Regions from separate parts of the Homo sapiens genome. Here all the other regions are linked to region 2. A link is a loop called in an ENCODE intact Hi-C map of the cell type or tissue named here. Cell type or tissue: gastrocnemius medialis. All regions are shown on one strand. Links, peaks and the distances in the headings refer to the core of each region. The heading gives the core; the rest is flanking DNA. Region 1 holds the start of BTN2A1 (butyrophilin subfamily 2 member A1). Region 2 holds the start of TRL-CAG1-7 (tRNA-Leu (anticodon CAG) 1-7). Region 3 holds the start of TRQ-TTG3-1 (tRNA-Gln (anticodon TTG) 3-1).

Region 1 (6,525 bases), core at 1,526-6,525, 63 kb after region 2:
TTTTGTTGTTTTAGGGACAGGGTTTTAGCTCTGCTGTCCAGGTTGGAGTGCAGTGGCAAAATCATAGCTCACTGTGCCTTGTACTCCTGGGCTCAAGAGATCCTCCTGCTTCAGTCTCCCAACTAGCTAGGATTACAGGCATTTTCCACCATTCTTGGCTAACATGTTGCCCAGGCTGGGTGATTTTCTTATAGTACTTGGAGAACATCAACTTATTAGAAAGATCTGGATGATCCAGGGACTAAGATAACCATACCACTTTTTCAATATCAGAGATCATCACCAAAAATCCTAAGAAACTAGACTCACCCTAACTACAATCCATCTTTAAATGAATCTTCCATAAGAGTGAACACCAGGTATGAAAGAGCTGCAAAAGCGTGGTCCTGGGAGACCTTTCAGCCATGTGTGACCATCTAAACTTCTTCTGAGTAATTCCTTTGTAAAGTCTCCCAAAGAATTTTACCAAAGACAGGAAATTAAATCAATAACTTAAGTCTGGTGCTTTGGCTCAATTTAATAAAAAAAAATTTTTTTTTTTGACACAGTCTCACTCTATCGCCTGGGCTGGAATGCAGAAGCATGATCATGGCTCACTGCATCCTCGATTTCTGAGGGTCAGGTGATCCTCCCACCTCAGCCTCCCAAGTAGCTGAGACTACAGGCATGTGCCACCATGCCCAGCTACTTTTTTTTTGTATCTTTTTGTAGAGACTGGATTTTGCCATGTTGCCCAGGCTTATTTTTATTTATTTATTTATTTATTGATTTATTTTTTAGACAGAGTCTTGCTCTGTAGCCCAGGCTAGAGTGAAATGGTAGGATCTCAGCTCATTGCAACCTAGGCCACCTGAATTCAAGTGATTCTCTGGCCTCAGCCTCCCAAGTAGCTGGGACTACAGGCATGTGCCACCATGCCTGGATACTTTTTGTAATTTTAGTAAAGACAGGGTTTCACCATGTTGGCCAGGCTGGTCTCCAGCGCCTGACCTCGGATGACCCACCCGCCTTGGCCTCCCAAAATGCTAGGATTACAGGCATGAATCACTGCACTCGGCCCAGGGTCACTTTAATTTTTATCAAGAGATAAAACTACTTGTACATTTAAAGGCTCAGTGGAATAAGAATTAAAATAACTCAGCAAATTGGAAAACGAAATTCTTCAAAACATTCTATGAGGTTCAATACAGGCAAGCATGACAAAATAGATTTAAGGGCAAAATCAGCCACCAACCAACCTAACAAAGAGAATACAATGAACAAACAAACAAAAAGTCCTAAGCAATCCAATTCAGAGTGGGAAAGGCCAGGCCACTGTCAGTTTTATAGGCAAAGAATGGCAGATTCCTGCCGCGCAGAAACCATAACTGGTCAACCCTGGAGTGCTGCTATGAACACAGTCATGATGCAGGGTCAAGAAACCCTCCTTCCATGATATTCTGCTTTAATCAGATGCAAGGTTGCCTTTGTGTGTAGCAAAGATGGGGTCTCCTACCTGTTATGATTTGAGGCCCCCAGGGAAAGACCCAATTCCCTAGTCCTCACCTCCTCTGTCTGGTCTGATGGAGTGAAATGCCACCACAGATTATCCTGCACCTTAAAGGCTTTTTCAGTCCTCAAATATATCTTTTTTGTTGTTGTTTAATTTTTGATACAGAGTCTTGCTCTGTCGCCCAGGCTGGAGTGATGTGGTAAGATCTCGGCTCCCTGCAACCTCTGCCTCCTGGGTTCAAGCAATTCTTGTGCCTCAGCCTCCCAAGAAGCTCAGATTACAGGCACACTCCACAAAGCCTGGCTAATGTTTCTGTATTTTTAGTAGAGATGGGGTTGCACCATGCTGGCCAGGCTGGTCTCGAACTCCTGGCCTCAAGTAATCCACCTGCCTCTGCCTCCCAAAGTGCTCGTATTACAGGTATGAGCCACCACGCCCAGCCCAAATATATCTTTTAAAGCATAATACACTAACCCCAAAACTGAAGTAATCACTTAATGTCATTTTAACAAATTCCTAGAAATCCCAGTTTAAATGCATTTTTATGTGGAAGGCTTCCCTATTACCTCCCAGCAAAATTCGTAGTCTTTCTCTATGGAGTTAGCAGGAACTATATATAATTTTGCTTCTGTATTTCGTCTTGGTTTAATAAAACCATCTATTTACAATAAGTCACTCTCTCTGCAATCAGCATTTTGGGAAAGATGAAGTAAAGATTAATATTTATCAAGAAATAAGATTTGATATGTTGTAGTTCTCTGGGTAATCAGTTTATTCCAGTTGTCTTGGAACAATTATTGACAGTGTCTCCTCTCACTCTCAGAAGTGCAACCTGGGAGGCAGAGGTTGCAGTGAGACAAGATCGTGCCAGCGAGGGTACAACAGAGCAAGACTCTGTCTCAAAAAGAAAAAAAAAACCCAAAAGAAGTGCACAGTTCAATCCTAAGGCAGGTATAAGACTTCTCTTCCGAGACTGACCATTTTCCCCTGCTCACGGCCTCAGCTGAATTCTGCATGTGCTTCTCAAGAAGTGAAGCCCTTAGCTTAGCAGGGCAAACCCACTCATGTGTCCCTTGTGCAGGAGGAAGGATTTTTCCCTGGAATTCCGTTTCCACAGGGAGAGTGGAAAAGGGAGTCCAGACAAAAATTTGCTGGTCTGCAATGGGCCTGAGGTTAGGAGAGAAACTTTCCCCAAAGTCACACTGTGCCAAAGTAACAAAGCAAAATGAAGCGACGCACCTGCCACTACGAGGTGCAGGATGGCCTCATCGTAGGACCTGCCTTCTTGGAAGTAACAGCGGTAGGTGCCGTTTTCCTGGGCTGTGATGTTGTGTATGACCAGGGCCACGCTGCCCCTGCTGATGTCTTTGCTCACAAAGGTGGTTCTTCCTCGGTACTCCTCCATCTGCTCCTCTGTTCTCTCTCTGCCACCTTTATACACAAACACTGCGGGGGAGAACTGAGACCGGAACCACCGCACCTCCATGTCCTCAGCATTTTTCTCGGGTGACAGATGGCAGCGTAACGTAGTGTTTTCTCCAACCGTGGCCAAGATGGGATCAGTGGGCCCCACGACAATAAACTGGGCTGTTCAACAAAGGGGTAGAGTCAGACAAAGACACCAGCCATCACATCTCTAAGGCAAGAAAGGAAGCAGATATTCTAGGGACAAACTTATTTTTTCCATGGCCATAGGGTCTCTTTGGGCTGAGAAATCTGGGGACCAGTAGCTGTGGCTAGTCGACAGCACCCCTGGGAGCAGTAACTATAAAGTGTGCTTCTGCTTCATGAAGGAAACCCTGAGGAACCTGCCCTGAGCACCCTCTGTCCACCCTGTGCCCTTGAGGGGATTTTCCTCGATTTCCCAATCTAGTGCTGTGCCTGAGTGTACTGTAAACTTGAGCCGTGCAATAGGACACATATCCACTAGCTAGTTCCAACTGAAATGAGCTGTAAGTGTAAAATACACACAGGATTATGAAGATTTAAAATTTCAAAATGTTGACTATCTCATTGGTAATATGGTATATTAACTAAGTATTTAAATATTCGTATTTGATTATTTGGGGCGAAACAAAATATAGTATACAAATTTATTTCATGTTTCTTTTTACTTTTTAAAATAAAAAGTAAAATTTAATTTTTTTTGAAAATTTGCAATTGTACATGCACTCGGCCTTTGTGCCTCACTGTATTCCTTTTGGACAGTGCTGGTATAAATTCAATGAACATGTTCAGAATGAAAGGGTAAGTCAACAACTCCACAGTCCTTCTTTCTTTCCCTTTGCAGACTACAGGGTTGATGTTCCTTTCTGATAGGTGACAGCAGCAAGTGGCACACATCCCTACCTGAGACCAGTGCACACAGGCTGAGGAGGAGGAGGAGGAGGGAGGCTGGCCGGGAGAAGTGCAGGGCAGCAGCTGATTCCATGAGCACCCAGAGCAGGCAGGGACAGGAGGCCTAGGGTTACAGAGGAGAATCAGCCTAGGAGTCTTGGCACCTCAGTGCTGGTCGGGCCCAACCTCTCCCGTCACTCAAGTAGGTCTCATCAGTGCCCCAACTTCAGGGAGTCCCCTGCATCCGAAGGCTCAGGTATGTCCCGAGAGAGGGATTCCTTAAACATTCCATGAAGTAAGCCATCAATGCCAAGATCAAGGGGGCCTTTTTCCGCCCTCCTCGGCTCACTTCTCTGGCCAGAATGCAGTTTCTTCAGTTGTCGCTGGATTCTACCACACCCTCCTCCCTTCACTTCCTCCTCCCCGCGACCCAGGCCGGGCAGCCTGAGGCAAAGACAGGCGAGGCCGCGCCTCCCCACCGGTGGGCTTTCCCTGTCCCAGGACCCCGTCTCGTGTCCACAGCAGACCCCGCTTCCCCCACCTACTGTGCCCACCCCGGAGCTGTAGCGCCTCCCCTCCGTTTCCTACCTTCTAGAATTAAACGTTGCTTTTTCTTTTCTCCGCTGGTTCTCGACGATTCTCCAGTCGTCCCTCTTCTCTCCAATCTGCCCAGGGGCACAGGCACTACTAGACACAAACCTTCCCAAAAGAGGAGAAAAAATTGTTCTTCCCCTTCTCCTAGGTCGCCATGTTTGGAGATGCAGGAAACGAAATCTGGTCTCCTGGGCTTCCACAGTCCCAAGAGTTCCCTAAGTATTTTAGAGCCCAGGATTGGCCGGGTGTGAGTGAACCAGCCAATGGTGTCGAACCTTATTTCTCAGCAGTTGCTGGGTAGAATACACCGAATCACAAATTTCAAGCAGCAAATAACCTTTTGAGATTATCGGGTCTTTTTATTTCCTTTTTCTTTGTTCGAAAGCAAGACTCTCTCTCTCTCTCTTTCTCTCTCAAGACTCTCTCTCTCTCTCTCGCTTTGAGATTCCTTGGGGAGATTCCCTGGGGTTTGTCACTGAGGTCGGTGGCTTTGCTGGTGTCCACAAGGAGAGGCCTCTCTATGTAGAGGGCAATTTTGCTGGGGAGGAAACATGAGCAGGAAAACGTAAGCCGCCCCCTTTCCAAAGCCAGAGGACTCCTGTTCAAGTTGCTGGCTTTGGAGGTTGGGCCTGGAGCGCAGGAGGGCTTGGGGGAAGCTGGCATGGCTGGAGCGGGAGGGGTAGCAAAGGAAAGGAGACAGCAGTTGCAGTGGCTGTTATGAAGGCCTTGCCATTCATTCCAAAGCTATCGGATAAGAGGTGCTGAGAATCCTGACTGAGGATCAAAAACCTTTTCCCTCAGGGAGGTGGCATTCTGGTGGTGGCAGAAGATGGAATTGAGCAAAACTTTCTAGTTGTCCTTCACCTTCTAGATAGTAGGTGGTCAGGTTGGGTCCAAGAGCCACACACAGACACACACACTAGCACACATACCATCCTCCCGTAAACATCATCCCTCTCCCAAAGGCTCCAATCTTGTAATTGTAAAGATATCTTCCAGAATAATCTTCCCGAGGCCCAGTTGTCAATATTCCCCTCAAGTGTCTAAATGCTTAGTCTGGAGGCCTCCAATTCCCTTCTGATTCAATTCAAAACTTTGCAGTTAATACGCTAGCAATGGCTCCACAGTGGCCTTGCATCACAACGTTGCACTCCCTGTGGCCAGTGCTCCTTTTCCCATGCCATGGCTTTCATTTCAATTGCTTGCTCCATCTCTGCCCCGTGAAATCCTGCCCAGCCTTCGTGCCTACTTCCTCCAAGAACAACTCTGAATGTTCCTGCCTGAAGTGTTCTCGGCCTCTTCTGACACCCAAATCTTTTGCTGTTCCCACGTCCTGTCTTGTATTATTGTTACTCAGGTATCCACTGTGTCTCTGCTGTGACAGGAGTACCTGCTTCTCAGGACAGACTTCTGCAGGATGTGATTCCTCTCACCTTACAGGGCCCAGCTCTAAGCTCTAAGCTCTGCTCTTAGCTGTTGTTCAATGCATGAGTGACATGCTCAGGGTAAGGTCATTCCCACCACATCATGGCCCAGTTCCTGGAGTCATTTGGCACCAGAGTGCGAGAGAGAGGTGCTAGCAGGATTAAGCCACTCTAGGTCAGGATTTCTAGGACTGGAAAGGAGGAACCAGTAGGTTCCTTCTGCAGAGAAAGCTCTTTGATGAGAATAAGCTAAAGAAAGCTCTGAGAACTCTTTTTTCCATTGGACTGACCCTTAAACTGTCTCTTTCTCATACAGTAGTCTCACACGTCACCTGATGTTTCTGGATTATAATTCAAATAAGATTCTGGGTTGAGTGGCTTATGAGGGTAAATACATCAGTATTAGAACTGTATGTATATGAATTCCAAACAGGACTGGGCAGCTGTTGAGAAGAGGCAGAAGAGAAGGATGAAAGGGTCTAACAGCATGGCCAGCCAGGATGAGATCTGACTTTATATTTTTTTACCTGAAGAAATAAGGCCCAGGGCTTTGAAGTAGCCCTTTTGCCAGAAGCATCCAGCTAAGCCAGGCTTCAGCCTCTGCCAAAGTTGATCTGAGCTAGAGGGAAACGTGTGTGTTCTGAGAAGGAAGAGGATCAGTTGACGATGGGGTAGCTT
Region 2 (6,792 bases), core at 815-5,814:
GTCTGCTTATATACACAGCACAGTAAACGAAAATGCAGACATAAGGGACAATGGTCAATGTGCCTCATCATAAACACACTGGACACTGGTAGAAAGCCCTTTGAACTTTGTGCTCCTTCTTCCCCCTGAACCAGCACAAATATCATAACGTGTACTTCTCAGAGAATTGATCAATTTCCAAGACAATATTTCATATCAAAATAACTACAAAATGTGTTACTTACTACCTCTACTTTTAACATGCTTTGTGCACTTCTAAACATCTAGAAAGACTAGATATTTCAAATAAGGACTTAAGTGTGTCCACTATATACATAGCACTGTTGAATAAACTACACACATGTAACAATGGTTATATCTGAAAGTGTCTTCTAAATAGGAACATTCTGGTCTAGAACCCTTCATTCCTTCCAACTCCTCTCCACCACCAACCTGGTGGATATAAGCACATGTGTCACTTCGAGCTGATGTTATCATTTCACTTCCAAAAAGTCCTTTTCAGAAGACAGCCTCTCTATGAATTTTAACAAAGTGTACAAAATGCGTTAGTTTACTAACTACTTTTGTCATACACTGGCAACCTCTTTAATAGCTACAGACTAGATATTATAAAATCAGGACTCATTTGTCCAGTATATACACAATATATACAGTATAGCAAAGTTAAATGAAATGCTTGTAACATATAGGCAATGGATTAAGCTGAAATTTTCTAATAAACAATGGCAAAACACCTTTTGCAATTTTTTCCCTCCCACCTCCCAGGTGGTTCAACAAATCCACTTCCAAACAGCATTTCCCATCAGTTTTTAAAAGCTATTTACAAAAAGTGTTATTCTACTACTACTACTTTAAAATACATCAAGCACTTCCAAATATCTAAAGACTAGATATTTCATAGCCTGTCCACCATGTACACGGCACTGTTAAATAAAACTGCACACACATAACAATGGTTATCATCTAAGGTATCTTCTAAATGTGACCATTTTGGCCTTGAATCATTCCCTCTTCTCTTCCTTCTCTGCCTTCAATTCAGTGGACAAGTACACGCATGTGTAATGCTTAGAGATGGCTGAACAAATTCCTATGCAAAAGTCAATTACAGAAGACAAGTTTTCCTATGAATTTCAACACAAAGCATACAAAATATGCTAATTTTACTACTTTGTCATACACTGGCAACCTCTAGATGTTAAAAAATTAAGACTATTTGTCCATTATATACACTATATACAGAGCAAAACAAAATGCACAAAACATACAGAAAAATGGTGTCTGAAAATGTCCAAGTATGAACACACTAGCATATTATCTTTTGCAATTTCTTCCCTCCCACCTCCTCTAAACCATTGAGCAAGTATAGACAGTAATATACTGCTCACAAAGGTGGCTTCACAATTCAACTTCCAAAAGTATTTCCTATGAATTTTAGCAAAAAGATATTTACAAATTGGTATTTTACTACCTCTACATTTAATATACATCGGGCACTTCTAAACATCTAGATAGTCTAAATGTTTCAAGTAAGGAGTTAATTTGTCCACTATGTATGTACACAGCAGTCTCGAATAAACTGCAAACATGTAACAACAGTTATAATTTGAAAGAGTCTTCCAAATGTGAACATTCTGGCCTAGAACCCTTCCCATCTCCATCAACCCAGTGGGCAAGAATGCTCAAATTTTCAGAAGACAGTCTTTCCTAGGACTTGTAAAACAAAATGTACAAAATATATTAGTTTACTAACTCTAGTTTTGTTATACACTGGCAACCTCTTTAACATCCAGAAAGACTAGATGTTGTAAATTAGGACTCGTTTGTCCTTTATGTACATTATATACATAGATAAAACAAAATGCACAGACATAGTGATTCATCTTGCCTCGCTGTAAGCAGGATGGCATAGAGCTCTCTGCACCTCCCCCTCCTCTCTCCTCCCCTGAACTACTGCACAAACACAATGAGTATTACTCAACAGGTGATTTGGCCATTCCCCCCAAAAAACAACATTTCTATGAATTGTAACAAAAAGATATTTACAAAATGTGGTTTTACTACCTCTAATTTTAACATATATCAGACACTTCAGAATATCTAAAAAGAATAGACATTTCAAAAAAGCTTAGCATTGTCAACTACATACATAGTAGTGAGGAAGCGAATGCACACAAAACAATGGATAGAATATGAAAATGTCTTCTAAATATGACCAGTCTAGCATAGAACCTTCTTTTTTTCCTTCTCAGGTCTTCGAGCTCCATGTCATCTAACCCACTGAACAAACGTGAACGTATCGCTTCTAGAGGCCGTCTAACAACTCAGTTTCCAAAAGTCAACTCCGGAAGACATGTATTTTCTATGATTTCTTTTAAACAAATGAGAATTTACAAGATGTGTGACTTTCTAACTCTATCATACGTCGGCAACCTCTTTCCATCTAGAAGGGCTAGATGTGACAAATGTTTTCTATTAAAAGGTTGGGGTGGAGTTGAGAGCAGCTTTTTCATATTATATACACAGGCCTTCCGTAAACGGCCTGTGAATCTTCCCAGAGGATGGAGGGCATTTCCAACGGGCCAAACGTGGCCTGTCATTCTACCATTTGTCTCTTCCGACAGCAAGGTCTGGTAGTACGGAGACCAACCGCCCGATCGCCGCTAACCGTTCCACCCGTCGTCGTTCGGGACTTCGCTCACCTCCCAGGCCCGTTAAGGCCTTTGTCCGTTGTCGTTAGGACTAGGTAGGTCTCGCCCAATGGCGACAGAGTGGTCACCCGGGACCCAGATCTGGCGGCTCCGTGGCCTGAAGAGGCGGCCGAGCCTGCCTGCGTCCCTAGGCCGCCTTCCCGGGCCCTCCATGCCCTAACGCCCTCCGCCGCGCGGCGTTCGAGCGGCCGCCATGCTTCCCGGCACGCTACTCCCGCCGCCACCCAAAGGCGCTGCGTCCAGGCTGCTCGGCGGGGGTTTCGTCCAGGCCCGGCAGGCTTGGGCCGGGAGACCCGACGGCCGGCAGGGTCCGGACTGGGAGAGGCCGCCGCCGCCATCAGTCACCGAGGTAGGGTAGGGAAGAGACGTTCGCCACCGCTTCAAGGCCTGGGCCCAGCCAGTGGGCAGCCACAGCAGAGGCCTCCGGTATCTGCAGGGCAGAGGGCGCGGCCTGTCCCGGGGCGCCCCCTAGCTCACCCGCCGACCCGGGGCCGGAGGGCCTGGAGCGCCCTGGAGGAGCGGCCCGCGCTCTGCGTCTCTCCGCGCTCTCTGCCAGACCGGAACTCTTGCAGTGATTTCTTACGGGGAGTAAGGATGAGGTGGGGAATGAGACTGAAGAAATGGAATTAAAAAGATAACTATAACTAAATAAAGAGGAGCCCTGCAGTAATGTAATGAGCCATGAACTGAAGAGTAACATTTATTCAACTCTGCCTGTGAAGGAGGGAGAGGGAAAGACAACTAGAGACAGAGGAGAAACGGAAAAAGGAGGTGAGATTTCAAAACACCGGTAGGTTCTGAAATTATTTTCGGAGTACAGAGTACTTTTTGCTGTCCTTGGAGTGGCTAATAAAAACAAAGAGTGCTTTTATTCCGGAACTCGGAAAATTTATTTTTTAAAAAGAGAGAAGACCATGTCACAAAGAGCAGGTAGGAAAACGTAGCGTAAACTTAAACTCGATTTGTGTCTAAATACTAAAAGTACGAACTGTCAGGAGTGGGATTCGAACCCACGCCTCCAGGGGAGACTGCGACCTGAACGCAGCGCCTTAGACCGCTCGGCCATCCTGACGCGCTTATGCTACATTGTGCTCAGGACTCACTTCTGTCTCTTGTCTAAACGCTATTAGTTCCCCATCCACCAGCCGCCCCCCTACCCCATGTCCCCACCCCCGCCCACCCCCTTGTTGTTCTTTTTCTCAAGATATGGGCATTCCTGGGTTAAAAGGTAAGCCGCCTCTCCGCGAACTGCCTCGGACGGCGCTGCATAGGACCGGTTGTCCGGGCCACAGAGCGGCGTCTCCCGAGTGAACGCCGAGTCACTCCCAGGCTGCGCGGGGAGGGCTGCGGCGGGTGGGGCGGCGGGCGAGGGAGGGCGGGTCGGGGTAGGGGGAGCGGGACGGGGGCGGGGGCGTGGGAGGGGCGGGGCGGGCGTGGGAGGGGCGGGGAGGGGGCGGGGCGGGCGTGAGCCAGCCCAGGGCCGAGTGACTAAGGCGGAAGACGGCGATGGCGCTCTGCTCTCAACTGAATTCTAGTTAAAATAATGGCAATCCTGTTGAACTCAACATTACTAGAATACCTGGCTTAAATTTACACTTAATTCCCAGGAAGTTTTAGGCTTGCTCCAGTTTTTGCTGGAACAAGGTGCTCGCTAATCCTTCTCCTTTGCGTTGTGCTGCAAATCTCCCAGCACGTGGTTACCCTTGGCAGGGCCGGTGGAGGGGACAGGAGCGTGGGAAGCCTGGCTTGTCTTGCCTCTCTGTCGGAGTTTATGGAGGATTTGCGCACTTTTCGGTGTGGATGTTATACTGTAATAAAAACTTTAAAAAGCAAAAGCAAAAACAGCAACAACAAAAATGGGGAGTAGCTTATGTATTTTACTAAACCTGGCGCAGCGGGTACTTGATAGAAGGCCTTGAGCACAACAACTTTTCTAAACATAAACAAAGGTCAGAGGTGACCTACTTCAAATTTTGTTAGCAAGGGTTAGCAGTCAGGATGCCATGGTCGGAATATCACTGACTGGAAGTCAGGGGACCTGAGTACGAATTTCAGACAGAACTAGAACTGGTCACTACCTGGAGAATCTTAGATAAGTCATTTTGCTTCTGTGGACATTAGAAACAGCTTTCTTAGACACCTATAATACTTTCATCGTGAGTTCAATTGATAGAATACAATGTTTAATCCCTTAAATTAAGCATTAAATCCCCATCTCCAGGGAATCAATTAGAGGCAAATTCTGTTCTTCTCAGGCCTACCGATTCAGAAGTTTTGCTATGTCCAACATGGTGACTATAGTTAATAACAACGTTATTGAATACTTGAAAATTGCTAAGAGAGTGGATTTTAAATGTTCTTGCCACAAAAAGAAAAAGATAAGTATGTGATGTAATGGATATGTTAATTAGCTTGATTTAGCCTTCCCACAATGTACACATAGAACAAAACATCATTTTGTACATCATAAATATATATATCTTTATTTGTTGATTTTAAAAATACAAATAAGTAAATTAAAAAGTTATGAGGATAGAGTCCCACAGTAAGTGTTTAATAAGTCCTCTGCAAGGCCTCTAAAATTCAGTCACCTCTGCTCTTTTCACAGGGTAGTGGTGGATACCAACTTTGGAGATGAGGAGAGAGGCAATTCATCCAACATATAGGAAATATTTATTGGGTACCTACTATGTGCCAGGCAGCATTCTAGGTGCTGGTGATCCAACAGTAAACAAACAGACAGAATAAGCTCCACCATCGAAGGGCTTACACTATAATGGGGCAGTGAGCCCAAGAAACATGAAATAAAATGGACAGAGCTGTGCTCCCTTCGGCAAGCACTTACACTAAAATTGGAGCAATGCAGAGAAGATTAGCATGGCCTTTGCACAAGGATGACAGGCAAATTTGTGAAGCATTCCTTTTTGAGACGAAGTCTCGCTCTCGTTGTCCAGGCTGGAGTGCAATGGCGCGATCTCGGCTCACTGCAACCTCCTCCTCCCGGGTTTAAGCGATTCTCCTGCCTCAGCCTCCCTAGGAGCTGGGATTACAGGCGCCCGCCACCATGCCCGGCTAATTTTTGTATTTTTAGTAGAGACGGGGGTCTCACTGTGTTGGCCAGGCTGGTCTCGAACTCCTGACCTCAGGCGATCCACTCATCTCAGTCTCCCAAAGTGCTGGTATGACAGGCGTGAGCCACTGAGCCCGACGGGAGCATTCTATTTTTTTAAAAAAAGAATAAAAAATTAAAAAAAATAATAAAATGGAGAGAAGCTGAGACCTCTAATAAAGTAGTTATTTTAACTCCAGTCTCTAGGCCTCATGAGAAATCCCAGCTTAGTTCCCCAGTGAAAAATAGAATTGCCCTCTAAAGAAAGAGAAGTGGGGGAGGAAAAGCCCAATTTAGAAACAATACATGTATGTATTTTTTGAGACGGGATCTGGCTCTGTTGCCCGCGCTAGAGAGTAGCAGCATGATCCTGGCTCACTGTAGCCTCGAACTCCCAGGAGGAGTACAGGAGCAAGGATTACAGTAGCTAGGACTACAGGCACACACCAGCTGGCCTGGCTGTTTTTTATTGTTTTGTTATTATGTTGCCCTGGCTAGATAGTTTTATAAAAGGTTGAAAATGGCCAGGTGCAGTGGCTCACACCTGTAATCCCACCATTTTGGGAGGCCGAGGCGGGTGGATCACGTGAAGTCAAGAGTTCGAGACCAGCCTAGCCAGCATGGTGTAAACCCATCTCAACTAAAAATTAAAAAAAAAAAAAAAATTAGCCAGGCGTGGTGGCACACGCTTGTAATCCCAGCTACTTGGAAGGCTGAGGTAGGAGAATCGCTTGAATCCAGGAGGCGGAGGTTGCAGTGAGCCGAGATCGTGCCATTGCACTCCAGCCTGGGCAACAAGAGCAAAATTCCATCTCAAATAAATAAATGGTTAAAAATATAGAAAGCAAAACGAAGGCCAGACGTGGTGGCTTCACGCCTGTAATCCCAGCACTTTGGGAGGCCAAGGCGGGTGGATCACCTGAGGTCAGGAGTTCAAGACTAGCCTGGCCAACATGGGGGGTTTCAACCCCATCT
Region 3 (6,792 bases), core at 1,073-6,072, 210 kb after region 2:
GCACTTCGGGAGGTCGAGGTGGTCATATCACCTGAGGTCAGGAGTTTGAGACCAGCCTGGCCAACGTGGTGAAACCCCATTTCTACTAAAAATATAAAAATTAGCCGGGCGCGGTGGCACGCACCTGTAATCCTAGCTACTCGGGAGGCTGAGACATGAGAATCACTTGAACCCGGGAGGTGGAGGTTGCAGTGAGACAAGATCGTGCCACTGCACTCTAGCCCGGGTGACAGAGCAAGACTCAGTCTCAAAAAAAAAAAAAAAAAGAAAGAAAGAAAGAAAAAAGAAACTCCCTTATTTCCCAGTTCATCTGCATCTCATTATTGGGCCGCAAGAATAAGCAGCCTGACCCTCGGTTTGATCGGGGAGCAATAGTAGCAGTATTATTCAGTTACAGAAGTGAAAAATAAGAAACTCAGAACACTAACAGGAGAGAATTGGTTAAATAAATTTATTATTTATAATAGGGCAGAATATTATGTAGCCTTTAACGTGATATTGAAGAATATCTGATATAGAAAGATGCTTAAGACACTTGAAATAGACAAATGATGTATTAAGCAATTAATCGCCATGTGTGATTATAGATTAGTCAGATTATACAGTATAAGCCGTATGGCTAATGATTATACTACAATAATAAGAGTAAATATTTCTGGGTGTGGGATTAGACATTATTTTAATTTGCTTGCTTTTTGCTGACTTGTATTTTTAAAATATTTTAAGATGAAAAGTTTTTCTTTGAAAAAAGAAAATATACAAATTATGTTAAAAAAATTGCTGCACATATACTCTGTGCCAGCTCCATAGAAAGATACATCACACAGAGTTTTTGCTCTGGAGGAAATAGTAGTCCAGTGGAAAAGACAGACAATATCAACTCATAATAAAGAAAAAGGATGAAATTTACAAGGATAAGCCTATGCTTGACCCAGATATAGTGCATTGATATAAGAGTGATGGCCTCTGACTGGATAATGTGAGTGCCAAGAGTGCAGAATGTGGGATTTAGGGGGGAAATCACAGACTATCTACACCAAAGCAGGATTTTGGACTATTATAAGAGTTATCTATGATTTTAAAAAAGAGTGAGAGGACAGAGAAAAGAACCTATATACTGATCTACAAACTAGGTAGACGTAGTTTTGTTTGTTTTCATATATGACAGATAAAACTTAGATTACTCTGTATCAGGAAAGATGCACTGGATAGTTCAACTGTAATTGTTGAGTTTTTGCAACACGATGCAGAGTTAACACGTAGAAGTCACCTTTTAAAAATAACCTTGGGCAATTCATCAGCTGATCTTGAACTCCTGGCCTCAGAGGATCCTCCTGGCCTCAAGGGATCCTCCTGCCTCGGCCTCCCAAACTGCTGGGATTACAGGTATGAGCCACAGCCCAATTTACTGTCTATATTAACATGACTTTACTATTCCACTATTTTCATCAACATACCTTTACCATTCCCAGAGACCTTTGCCCAGGAAGCTAAAGTTGCAAATAAATTTTATTTATTCTAGGACCCTATTGTTTATTCCAGGAAGTTCTTGAAACACATATTAACTTCTTAATAGAAGGCCATGGCCAGGCGCGGTGGCTCACGCCTGTAATCCCAGCACTTTGGGAGGCCGAGGCGTGTGGATCATCTGAGGTCAGGCCAACATGGTGAAACCCCGTGTCTACTAAAAATACAAAAAATTAGCCAGGCGTGGTGGTGGGCGCCTGTAATTCCAGCTACTCAGGAGGCTAAGGCAGGAGAATTGCTTGAACCCGGGAGGCAGAGGTTGCAGTAAACAGAGATCGCGCCACTGCACTCCAGTCTGGGCGACAGAGCGAGACTCCGTCAAAAAAAAAAAAAAAAAAAGCCATAACTGAGGCTTCCAGTTAACAGCCAAGTGAATGAGCTTAATTTCCTTCCTGAAACTCAAATTTTCTCCCTTCCCTTCCCTCCCCTCTCCTCCCACCTTTGTCACCCAGGCTGGAGTGCATTTGATGGGCCATCTCGGCTCACTGCAACCTTCTCCTCCCGGGTTCAAGTGATTCTTGTGCCTCAGCCTCCCGAGTAGCTGGGATTACAGGCGCGTGCCACCACGCCCGGCTAATTTTTGTATTTTTAGTAGAGACAGGGTGTCACCCTGTTGGCCAGGCTGGTCTCGAACCCCTGACTTCAAGCTATCCACCCGCCTCGGCCTCCCAAAATGCTGGGATTACAGGCTTGAGTGTCTTTTTCACTTTGAAAGTCTCCAAGGGTCACGTATCAGCAGACTTTCTGCTTACTTCTACGTTCAAACGTTCTGAAAAATATTCTTACGTATTTACTTACTTCTATGTTCAAACGTTTACTCAGAATATTTAGACATAATATTTGACTGGATTTTTAAAACATTATAGACAGAGAACATACATTGTCACTTTTTTTAAGGGAGATATGATGATAGATGTAAAAGAAAACAAATCCATGTAACTACGTTTAGCACCGGTGGTTAAGTGGTTGAATTCTCACCTGCCGCGCGGAGTTCTAGGTTCTGTTGCCTCCTCGCTGCAACTGTAATTTTTTTTTTCCTGTGAACATTTTCGATGAAAATCTCAAGTAAAAAATGTTTGGAAGTAATAACGACTCCCTCCGGTATCCAGGAATGGCTGAAATTTGCCCAAGCATTTATAATTTCACCTTTATAAATTATGCCAATTAGCCTGCACTTTGTTTTCCCATAACTCGAAACATGCTTCCGTTTTAGAGAACTTCAACCTCAGCTGATTCGAATTTATCGAGGAAGAATTCTAAACCGCTGGTGTTTGGAAGTGGCGTGCAGCCCCATATGGATGGCCAGTGTGCACTTCTCATTCTCCAGGATAATTTGGCAAACGACAACAAATCATTTAAAATTAGGAAGATGCCGAAAATTGTAGCCTCTAATACATACTTGACAAGAGTAATGTTGAAACAGCAGAGTGGCGGAGCGGACTGTCGAGACAGCAGAGTGGCGCAGCGGAAGCGTGCTGGGCCCATAACCCAGAGGTCGATGGATCGAAACCATCCTCTGCTATATGGCCGCATATATTTTACTTGAAGACTAGGACCCTACAGAAAAGAGGTTTTAAAGTAGGCGTGCTAAACGTCAGCGGACCTGACCCGTGTAAGAATCCACAAGGTATCCTGGTGGAAATGCGCATTTGTAGGCTTCAATATCTGTAATCCTACTAATTAGGTGTGGAGAGCTTTCAGCCAGTTTCGTAGGTTTGGAGACCATTTAGGGGTTGGCGTGTGGCCCCCTCGTAAAGTCTTTCGTACTTCCTACATCAGACAAGTCTTGCAATTTGCAATATCTCTTTTAGCCAATATCTAAATCTTTAAAATTTTGATTTTGTTTTTTAACCAGGATGAGAGACATTCCAGAGTTGTTACCTTGTCAAAATAAACAAATTTAAAGATGTCTGTGAAAAGAAACATATATTCCTCATGGGAATATATCCAGGTTGTTGAAGGAGGTACGTAGTCGTGGCCGAGTGGTTAAGGCGATGGACTTGAAATCCATTGGGGTCTCCCCGCGCAGGTTCGAATCCTGCCGACTACGGCGTGCTTTTTTTACTCTCGGGTAGAGGAAATCCGGTGCACTACCTGTGCAATCACACAGAATAACATGGAGTAGTACTTTTTATTTTCCTGTTATTATCTTTCTCCATAAAAGTGGAACCAGATAATTTTAGTTCTTTTGTGTAACAAGACTTAGAGATTTTTTGAAGTGTTACATTGGAAAGCACTTGAAAACACAAGTAATTTCTGACACTGCTATAAAAATGATGGAAAAACGCTCAAGTTGTTTTGCCTTTCAGTCTTCTTGAAATGCTGTCTCCCTATCTGAAATCCAGCTCACGTCTGACTTCCAAAACCGTGCTTGCCTTTAACTTATGGAATAAATATCTCAAACAGATCCTTTCTGGTTCCCCTCGTGTCATCCTACTTTCAGAGGCCGGAATTGCAGAGGAAACACCAGATAGAGAATCTCCAAAACTGTTGCTAAGATGTTTTAAGAGATGTCTAAGTGTTGATATTTTCTTTTATAAACCCTTACGTAGAAAAAAGTATCGTGACCTAAAATTTCAGCAAATGCGAAGTTCTGATTAATCAAGGAACGCTCCTATTCATAATCTCCGTGGGCAGATCAGAACAAGTTTTTGGAAAGGTGAGTTCTGTTCTTGCTTTCTGCCTGCTGGAGCAGTTTTGTTACTTTCTCGGAATCTGGGACTATGCACCTATTTTGAGAGGCCAAAGTAAACAGCACTCTCAATAGACCAATTCCACGTACTACATTCATGTTATCAAAAATATGTCAGGAGATTACTGTGTTGTTGGCCCCATGGTGTAATGGTTAGCACTCTGGACTTTGAATCCAGCGATCCGAGTTCAAATCTCGGTGGGACCTACCAAACTTTTAGTGCTCTTTCTTTCTCTCAAATTACCATTGTACCCAGAGGAGCGTACACCTGATCACTTAAGCACCTTAACATCCCATCCCAGTCGGCAGCACGATGCTTTCCTGCAGAACAGCATCCTCTAATCTTTCACCTGGAATTTCACATCTGTTCTCTCTTGCCCCTCCTCTCTTGTTGGATGCGAGTTCCTCGGATTTAAATTATCATACGCAAGTTTAAGGATACGTCTTTCACCTACCAGACCTCAGTTCTTTCCTTTTTTGAACAATACTCAAACGGGTTCAAGTTTTTTCAGTTTCTAAGACGGACTTGGTCCAGATAGGTTTGTAGTGCATGTGAGTCTCTTGGAGCTTCTGCTACATGGGATGCAGATAGTATTAATTTAATAAATATTAATAGAATACTGCATCGAATAGACATGCTCTGTAATCAGTATTTTTATAAATTCATGAAATTGGTGGCGGAAGGCGGCCCCATGGTGTAATGGTTAGCACTCTGGACTTTGAATCCAGCGATCCGAGTTCAAATCTCGGTGGGACCTGTCCTGCTTTTTGTGACCCATCCTTCGTTCGTCTCTTAAATCATCAACACACAGCGATCTGTGGATTTACTTTCTCATTCACGGTTTCTTCTTCGGATTAGCAAGTGTCATGTAACTCCTGACTGTCATTTCTAGCTTCTGAGTAGTATCATGTCCTTGTACATTCTTGGTCTTTTCTCTTAGCATCCACACTTCCCTGAGTTCCCAAAGGCAGCCAGGGTGTTATTTGAGTGCTCAGGGTGCTTAATGGTTTATGTGTCAGAGGTCCCTCCCGCGAATGTTTTCTTCTTTGGAAGCCCCTCAAAATGCAAGGATTTACATAAGAATTATAGTAGCAAGTGCCCCATGTAAGGGTCCCATAGTATATCGGTTAGCACTCGGGATGCTGAATCCAGGAATTTGAGTCCAAATCTCTTTGGGATTTTAGCAACATCTTGGTCAATGTTCCTCTGTGGTTCTCTTAAATCATTAGCCCACCTTCGAGGTGTACCCACTTGGCTGCAAGCGCTGCCAATCATCATGGCACTCTGTCCTAGAGAAAACTGTCTCTATCTACTGACCTCTGAAATTTTAGCCCTACTCCTATTTTACTTGATGTCTCTTTTTGCCTTTTTGCCCAGAGTTTCTCAGATTCTGGTAAGTTAGAATCTTGGCCCCAGTGATTAAGAGTTTGTTTTACAGCCCCCAATCTCAGTTTCTTCCTTTTCTAGAGCCTATTTAAAGCGTCCCATCTGCTTCTAAGCACTAACACTGTCCTTAAAATGTTTGGACTGCACAGCACTGCAGTTGTACACATCTTAGAGCCTCTGCCGTTTGTACTCAGTTGGGGCGCCATCCAAACTCCTTAAGCTAATGCATTGTCCACATTATTTGAAAGATTAGCTGGTATGTTAAAAGTACACATCAGTCTTTCAGTAGGGATTCAATTTCCATGTCCTGGTGACTTAATGGCTAGCACCTAGGCTTCAAATTTCAGTGGACCTGTCTCAGTTTTGGTGACCTTGCTCTTGAGTTTACCCAAATGGAGAAGCACACTTGGGCATGTATAGATAGTCTCACATATTTGCACTTCTTTTCTGGAGCAACATCCCGCTTCTTGCTCTTTTCTCTGGCTACTGAAAGTTGTCCACTGCCCATCACCCTCATGTATCCTAGAAGCTCTTCTTTTGAAAGCTTTGCTTTGCTTTGCTGGAGCCTGAAGTCAGTTAGACCACTGTAAGTTAATCATCTGCTGGGATGAGTAAAGGTTCATGTGTCAGAGGCCCCACCTATGACTTTTTTCTTCTTCAGAGCTCACTCCGAATGCTCTCTATGCTATCTCTGGACTCGGGCATGAATATGTGCAAACCACAAATTGAGTCATCTGAGAACCTGCATTTTTCTCCCTATGAGAAGCTATTAGTGTTCCTTACATTGAATCTATGCCCATTTTAAAGGTTAACTGACCAGATGCAATAGTATACAAGTCTTCCCTAGAACCTTTGTTATACAAAGATACCATGGTATAACGGTTAACACTCTGGACTCCAAATACAGAAATCCCAACTGTTGGTGGGACTCTAAATTCCTTCTGTTGACTCTCTCTACAGTTCAAAACATATCCTCCAGGGCTCTCAATGACAACAAAAGTGAGCTCCATGAACTCCTCTGGCCTCTAAAAATTGTTCCAGAAAAAAGCCCTGTAGACTTCTTTCTGCCTGTTTAGCCCTATTCATGGTACTATCTTAGTGGCTTTTTATTAGCTTCCTATTGCTTACCACAAATTTGGTGGTTTAAGACAATATGAATTTATTTTTTGTTATTTATTTATTTGTT

Evidence for each region. Hi-C counts contacts between places; a loop is a spot of excess contacts. Peaks named below come from ENCODE experiments on the same cell type or tissue, not always from the same donor. Only the 100,000 strongest peaks of a DNase experiment are listed, where the experiment ranks them.
Region 1: a loop joins it to region 2, with 3.0 times the contacts of the local background. A loop is called at or near these places in 27 of 110 quality-filtered maps.
Region 3: a loop joins it to region 2, with 2.8 times the contacts of the local background. A loop is called at or near these places in 23 of 110 quality-filtered maps.

What each region holds. Positions count from the first base shown.
Region 1 is chr6:26,456,035-26,462,559 of GRCh38, reverse strand. It overlaps BTN2A1 (butyrophilin subfamily 2 member A1), which reads right to left and starts at 4,605. Exons shown (of 8, transcript NM_007049.5): 1 at 4,418-4,605; 2 at 3,842-3,953; 3 at 2,732-3,079. The coding sequence starts at 3,923. RefSeq lists enhancers at 4,415-4,574, 4,735-4,994. In gastrocnemius medialis, for the core only: no CTCF peak of the experiment used is centred there; DNase peaks (open chromatin) are centred at 4,269 and 4,649; H3K4me3 peaks cover 2,236 bases; H3K27ac peaks cover 2,052 bases.
Region 2 is chr6:26,518,196-26,524,987 of GRCh38, reverse strand. TRL-CAG1-7 (tRNA-Leu (anticodon CAG) 1-7) reads right to left here and starts at 3,780; the gene lies at 3,698-3,780. HCG11 (HLA complex group 11) reads right to left here and starts at 3,282. Exons shown (of 1, transcript NR_026790.1): 1 at 1-3,282. LOC107986583 (a long non-coding RNA gene) reads left to right here. Exons shown (of 4, transcript XR_001744057.3): 1 at 1-3,479. It also overlaps the pseudogene RNU6-502P. RefSeq lists silencers at 2,827-3,346, 3,577-4,176. In gastrocnemius medialis, for the core only: a CTCF peak has its summit at 3,179; DNase peaks (open chromatin) are centred at 3,177, 3,807, 4,007 and 4,427; H3K4me3 peaks cover 2,781 bases; H3K27ac peaks cover 3,286 bases.
Region 3 is chr6:26,309,381-26,316,172 of GRCh38, reverse strand. TRQ-TTG3-1 (tRNA-Gln (anticodon TTG) 3-1) reads left to right here and starts at 4,906; the gene lies at 4,906-4,977. It overlaps TRQ-TTG3-2 (tRNA-Gln (anticodon TTG) 3-2), which reads left to right and starts at 4,355; the gene lies at 4,355-4,426. TRS-TGA3-1 (tRNA-Ser (anticodon TGA) 3-1) reads left to right here and starts at 3,496; the gene lies at 3,496-3,577. TRX-CAT1-3 (tRNA-iMet (anticodon CAT) 1-3) reads left to right here and starts at 2,978; the gene lies at 2,978-3,049. RefSeq lists silencers at 3,438-3,677, 4,379-4,428, 4,859-4,908 and cis regulatory regions at 4,895-5,114, 6,203-6,317. In gastrocnemius medialis, for the core only: no CTCF peak of the experiment used is centred there; DNase peaks (open chromatin) are centred at 2,982, 3,542 and 4,931; H3K4me3 peaks cover 2,015 bases; H3K27ac peaks cover 4,048 bases.